Linked DNA regions of Homo sapiens: region 1 is linked to region 2. Evidence: chromatin contacts called from ENCODE Hi-C or POLR2A ChIA-PET data. All regions are on one chromosome and are shown on one strand. The core of a region is the stretch at or near the end of the contact, and the rest is flanking DNA. Distances in the headings are between cores, read along the strand shown. Region 1 holds the start of RSRP1 (arginine and serine rich protein 1). Region 2 overlaps RUNX3 (RUNX family transcription factor 3).

Evidence for each region. A loop is a pair of places that touch in the nucleus more often than their neighbours do. ChIA-PET counts read pairs that join two places held with the same protein, here RNA polymerase II (POLR2A). Pooled maps may share reads with other maps.
Region 1: a loop to region 2 is called in a pooled map, with 2.8 times the contacts of the local background. The contact joins the promoter of RSRP1 here to the enhancer-like site in region 2. A Hi-C loop is called at or near these places in 1 of 50 pooled maps. POLR2A ChIA-PET finds 5 or more read pairs at or near these places in 3 of 52 experiments (HEK293T, RWPE1 and activated CD4-positive, alpha-beta T cell).

The regions. Positions count from the first base shown.
Region 1 is chr1:25,245,899-25,249,121 of GRCh38, forward strand. RSRP1 (arginine and serine rich protein 1) reads right to left here and starts at 1,556. Exons shown (of 5, transcript NM_020317.5): 1 at 1,411-1,556; 2 at 546-1,131. The coding sequence starts at 1,065. RefSeq lists enhancers at 347-1,071, 1,072-1,796.
Region 2 is chr1:24,897,539-24,900,847 of GRCh38, forward strand. RUNX3 (RUNX family transcription factor 3) reads right to left here. Exons shown (of 5, transcript NM_004350.3): 5 at 1,973-3,309. Among named protein-coding and RNA genes, the nearest start is that of MIR6731, 20 kb to the right of the region's middle. RefSeq lists enhancers at 883-952, 3,043-3,092. Within about 2 kb of position 1,538, at least 3 of the 41 ENCODE cell types and tissues checked have a DNase peak (open chromatin) inside an H3K27ac peak, as active enhancers do.

The sequences.
Region 1 (3,223 bases), core at 306-2,805, 350 kb after region 2:
TACCACCACCCCCGGCTAATTTTTGTACTTTTACTAGATAGTGAGCTATGTTGGCCAGGCTGGTATGGAACGCCTGGCCTCAAGTGACCCACCCGCCTCCGCCTCCGCCTCCCCAAGTGCTGGGATTACAGAGGTGAGCCGCCGCGCCCGGCCTCCTAGGTCACTTAGGATACTCGACAATCCAATTTTATTCAGTAATAATGTCAACTAAAAGAAGGCGTGTTTTGATATTGTTCTTCCCAATCACGTTAACTTAGAACCTTTAACTTAATCATAACATTTAAAAGGCTCCACCCACTAAGAACAGTCAGCCAATAGGAAAAAAAGTTCCCTACATCCTGAGCCATTTAACATCCAGTTGACCTTTAACCCTAAAGAGAATGCTGTCCACTTAAATACAGGTAATGTCCTCCCTCTTTCCTCCAAAAAGATTTCGGGCACTAAAGGAACTAATATTGAAACTACACAGCAACGTTGGTTCCCTAGCCTACTCATATACTGCCACCATACATTACCACAAATGGAAAGGTAAATGACCCACCCACCTTTTTCACTTAAGCGAAAGGGGGTTCTGCTCCGCGACCTCGTCCTGGATCTGTCCCTCCATCTGCTGTGCTCCTCCGGGTACACTGTGCGACCAAAGCCGTAGTAGCGCTGTCCCCGCGCGATCGCGTACGCCCTTCCGCAGTACGACCTTCCCCGAGAGCGCGACCTGCTACGGGACCGGGACCGGTACCGCGAAGGAGACCGGTAGTATCTCCTGGTGAACCCGTAGCGCCTCTCTCGGTAACGGCGGCTGCGGGATCGCGACCGGCTCCGCGAGTATGACCGCGAGTAGCGCCTGTACTTCCGCTGGTGGCGCCTTCGGGAACGGGACCTGGACTTGCTCCTCCGACTCCTGGACGAAAACCGGCTCGAGACGCGGGAATGGGACCGAGAGCTTCTGGAAAAAGAGCGGCTCCTAGACCGCGACGACAGCCGGCTGGACCCGCCCGACCGCGAGGTCGAGGGCGAATCCTTCTCCTGCGGCGAGCCCGGCCACATGTCGTTCACGTAGTTGGACATCTTCACCTGCGGCTTTAGCCTGCGCTTTCTCCGGAAAGGATCCCGCAAGCCTCAACTCAGGACTTCCTAAAAAACCAAGAGAGAAAAAACAAGTCGAGTCGCGGAAGCCGGCGCCTGGCCACCCGGAAGCCACAGTCGGGGAACCTCCGGGAGGCGGAGCCACGGCGCGGGCGGCGACCGCCGCGACAGGAACCGAGCCCTAGAAACCCCGCTCGGCGCCCTGAGGCCGCGGCCTTGAAGCGAAACGCTGCGTTCCCCAAACGCGGGGCCCGGCACGTTTCCCGTCCCTCACTCCTGAGAGACCACTGCGGTGGTCCTGAGAGACCCCGTCAGCAGAAAACTTACCGCACGCCGTCGACGCCTCCCTCACGACTGAGAGAAAGGCTCAACAGACGCCTTCCTTTCGGAACGTAAGACGAAGTGGGGCTTTTAGTCCCTGCTTTCGAACGGCGAATTCCACAACCTCCACCTCCTACGTCCGGATGCGCACTGAGGGACTACGTTAGCAGACGCGTCAAAAGTACCAGAAGCTGGCCCCCGGCGCATGCGCAGAGATGTTCCGTGGTGGGCGCGGCTCTTCTCTTGCCCAACCACCGCCCTGCCTCCTCCCTCCCCAAGCCGCGCCCTGTGCCTCGAGCGCTTGCCTCCAGGGTGCGCATGCGCGATGGGGCTCCAGGGGGAGGTGTTTGATACATCAGGGTGTCCCGTTGCCCTTGGCTTCCCCCCTGATCTGAGATAATTGCGGGACCGACCCAGTCACCAGAAAACTTCGAAGATGGAACGGCCCCGCGTGGGGCTACACCAGGCTCTGGCCTCACTGCACGGGCGGGGCTGGACGTCAGTGCCGGGCGGGGAGTAGGGCCGGGAGAGGAGCGGCTGCAGGCTGGAGAGGGCTCGCAGCCGGGCTCGGAGCTGGGGCCGTCTGACGGGCTGGTGCCCACAGGGTCGTTGCCGCCACCCACCGGCAAGTCGCAGACCCGGCCTGAGCCTCCCTGGACCCTTCCTGGCCTCTTCCTCCTGTCCTAGGTACCGCGGCGCCAGGAGAAGGCGACCGCGTCCACACCCCGCCATGACAGAGAGGGGACCTCACCCTCCCCCGGAACACCCCAAGACCCCTGGAAATGCAGTATTAACGTAGAAAAGATGTTTTACTTCCATGTTTTGGCTAGGAAGGTAATAAGGTCGAGACAAAATAAAAAGACTCAAAACTGACCTTTAATCTGGGGATAATAATGAAGTCTGCGATATCTCTTCCAAAAACTGTGTTTGGTGTGAGTGTAAACAAAGGTGACTATTTTACTTCTAGGGATCTACAAATGGGATGCATTTCAAACACTTCTTGTAATAAAGCATAACAATTGCCTTGAAAATTGTGGGTTAATTGCCTTTTTTTTTTTTTTTTTTTTTGAGACAGGGTCTCACTCGCCCAGGCTGGAGTGTGGTGGGGCCATCACGGCTCACTGCAGCCCAGGCTCCCGAAGAGCTGGAACTACAGGCATGCACCACCATGCTAATTTTTGCACTTTTTTACCCACGGGATCTAACTGTGTTGCCCAGGCTGGTCTCCAACTCCTGGGCTCAAGCGATTCTTCCGCCTCAGCCTCCTGAAGTTTTGGGATTACAGGCGTGAGCCACTTTGCCCAGCCTATACACTTCTTTACAAGTACATTTTGACAAAAGCCACTTTCTTTAGAGGGAGACACAAACTCACTCATCTCTTGTTCATCTTCACCCCACATCTCCGCAGTTCATCCACATCTCCTGAGGATGCATCATGATGGAAGTAGTTCTTAAACAGTTTCTTCTCTAAATCTCAAGACAGTGAAGATACAATGCCCATCCATCAGAAACCTTTGCCGAAAGTTCTCATAAAGCTGTGTGAGTGGACAGAAAAATAACACGAGGCCAGTCGCGGTGGCTCACGCTTGTAATTCCAGCACTTTGGGAGGCCGAAGCGGGAAGATCACCTAAGATCAGGAGTTCGAGATCAGCCTGGCCAACATGGCAAAACCCCATCTCTACTAAAAATGCAAAAATTAGCTTGACATGGTGGCGGGCGCCTGTAATCCCAGCTACTCGGGAGGCTGAGGCAGGAGAATTGCTTGAACCTGAGAGGCGGAGGTTGCAGTGAGCTGAGATTGCAACACTGCAACCCAAC
Region 2 (3,309 bases), core at 288-2,787:
CCATCCCCATGGCCACAGCCCAACAGTGGCAGGGCTGCTCCTAGGGGCCGGCAAGGCGGGTCCATCTGGGCCACTTCACCCCACAGGAGGCCACTTCTGGGAGCCCCCAGGCCACAGCCGGCTCTCTGGGTCCATCATTGGGCCCATCTGGGCCAACCTCAAGCTGTGGGGGCTGAAGAAACTGGAGGGACTCAAAGTCCAGCCCAGATCAACAGGACTCCTAGAGCCTCCAAAGCGGAATTCTGGAGTCCAGGGGCTCCCAGGCTGTGGAACTAAATGGCTTCCTCAATCTGAACTGGCTTCTACATGACCTAAGCTCTTGCTGGTGGCTCAGGGGACATGGGTGGGGCTGGGCCCAGGGTCCAGGAGGCCAGGGTTGTAAAACTATGAAAGTCAACCCTGCCTTCAAGCCAGGTACACCCTGTCCCAAAGCAGACGATTATGGGGTGTGGGGTCCTACTCCACACCTGGCACACGGCCGGTGCTCATTCAGCGTATGACCAAAAAGGGAGACTCAGAGAGGGACAGGGACCTCCCACTGCCACACGGCTCGGGAAGGGAAAACCTTCCCCACATCAAGACCTTTAGCTGGCCCTTTCGGGAATGAGTCACCTGAGGTTGGGAAGTTCTTCTTAATACCTTACCTGAATTCTTGCTGTAACCAAGGCAGCCTCTCCTCACCCTTGTCCAAAGGGGATGATGTCCACTCTCTCCACCTGCTGCCCAGGGATGCCGCCCCCTATTGCCACCTGCAGGCTGCTGTGGCTACTGCAGCACTTCCTCCCGCAGCCCTGGGACCTCAGGCAAGCTGAGACTTCTCGGGACCTTGAGTTTCCCCTTGGCAAGCTGGGTGTGCTGGTTCGTGCCTGCTAGGGTGCAGGTGATGGAGATTTGAGTCAGGAACTCTGGAGGGCACAGCTCCTCTCCGATCTGCTGTGGCACCAAAGTGTGCCTGGTGAGGAGTGCTACCATCCCCTACAAAGTGACCCCAAATAAATAGAAACAGTTTTGGCCATGTAGATGCCGTTTCAGGACCAACCCTGGCAGAGGCTGCCCAGAGCAGACCAACAGAGAAGTTCTGTAGCCACGGCTGAGGTCCTGTCCAGAGATGGACCTGCTGTCTTTTGGGTAAAAGGGGATGCCGGGCTAGGGAAATGGAAGCTTCTTGTTGGGAGCTGAGTTTCAGGCAGACCAACCAAACTGAGCAGGGCAAAGCTTTGGGAGTGGTTTTTGAAGTCGGTGGGCATCACTCAAAAATAAGGTCTGTTTTGTAAAAATTTCCCTTCACAAATCCCAACTGGCCAGGCTCTGGGCTGTGTGTTGGTACAAATCCCAAGTGGACCAGGCCTCCTTGCTGGCAAGGTGGGAGGGGGGCTGTCAAGCCAGGTCCCCACACCATCACACCCATGCTACCATTGTTGGGCTGTGGTCCCAGTTCAGCCATGGACAACCCCAGGGAGACATGGACCTTGATGACACTCCTTCTTTGCACCGCAGTTGTCTCATCTGCAAAATGGGGGCACTGAAGTTGCCGCTTACTCCCAATCCCCACTGCTGCTAGCTTGCCACAGATCTTGAAACACGAGCCTCAGAGGGGGGTTCTCACCAAGGCACTTGGACTCTCCCTCTGCCTCTGCCCCCTCCCGAAATGTGAATCTGAGGAACAGGCATAGGAATTCCTCCCAACACGGCTGGGAAGACTCACAGCCCGCTCATGATTGGTGGAAGGGTTGTGGCACTTTGAAGACCTATTTGATGCTCTCCTGGGGTCCCAGCCATACAGGAGCAGGCCTCACCGGCTGTCCTGTGGCCAGGGTGGTCTCTGCGGCCATTCCTGAAGAAGTTGGAAGCAAGGAGATGAAGGTGCTGGGTGTCTCTGTTCCTGTTCCTCCTGGGCAACAGCAGGAGGTCTCCATCCTCTCCCCCACCCCACCCCACCTCCATGCATAGCCCTAGAAACCGGGCACTGGACTCCTTCCACACATCTCAGAGTTATATTATTGTAACAAATCAGTCAAAATTCCATTTTACAGTTAAATAGTACAGAAGACAGTTTACTGTACAAGCAAGTTGTGCGTTAAAAACAAACACCAAGCAAACGATAGTGCAAAGCAGTTTCCACCCAGCTCCATCCTCTCGCCAGCTCTGGGATGGTTTTACATCAGATGAGTGCAGCAGGTGTCACACCTCAGCATGACAATATGTCACAAAAGATTGGTACCCACTACTGACAGGCTCACAGTAACACTATATCAAAACGTCTTCCTTTCCTCGTGCTTCCTACATCAGTGTGTTTGCCTAGTACAACTTTAACGCAGCCTTGTAAATAAGGACCTACTTTTACCAGCCCAGGCTGTCTGTACCCACTTTGGGCCTTACAGACTCAGTACGGCTGCCGTCACTTTTTGTCAGGGGATGGGGGATGGGGTAGGAAGAGCAATTTATTTACTATCCCTGCCTCTCCAGGATCAGGAAGGGTTAGTAATCTGGGATGAGACTACAAAGTGCTGGGCACTGGGAACCCAAAGGTGCCTCCCACGCTGACCTGGGACCAGCTATAACCAGAGAACAGGAGGGAAGAAACTACAAGGACAATGGATTCATAGCTGCTTCCTAAGAAGGCATGGAGAGGCCCCTTGGGTGCAGGGAGTCAGCAACTATTTTGAGGAGATGGAGACTGTTTTTCCAGTGAGGACAGGCCAAGAGAAACCGCAGCAGGAGGGAATGGAATAGGATCACCAGAAGGACTGCCTAACCTGCCAGTGTGTCTCTGGTGTATGGTTCTGGCCGTTGTGACAGGTTGGGTGGGGACAGTGCTCTCACAGAGACAACCAATGAAGAGCATTTTGTAGGGCAGATTTCTGCATCCACAGAGGCCGAGGCAGAAAGTTAAAATACCGCATGCTGCTAGCCTTTATGAGTTCCCTTACGCCTTTTCTAAGCCTTTCTAGGGCCAGAGAACTCTGATGTGAGAATCCATGCAGCCTGGCCCTTGGGCAAGCGCCCACTTTCCCATTTTGCAAAATTCAGGGGCAAGACTTCACCTCGGAACGCAGTGCAGCTGAGCTGCGGCTGGAGAGCCCTTTACAGTGCTTCTGTCCTGCCACGCACAGCCAGTACTCCCCACCTCTCACATCCTGCCCACCTCCGCCCAGCCTCCTGGACAGATGTCCTAGAGCCACAGAGGAGAGATGCCCAGCGTCTCATCAGCGTTTCCCTCGTCCTCCCAGGGGAGCCTGTGGTGCAGGCTGGTGGGATGCTGCCTGATGGGGAGTGTAGCCCCTTGAGAAAGTATTGAGACCCTAATAA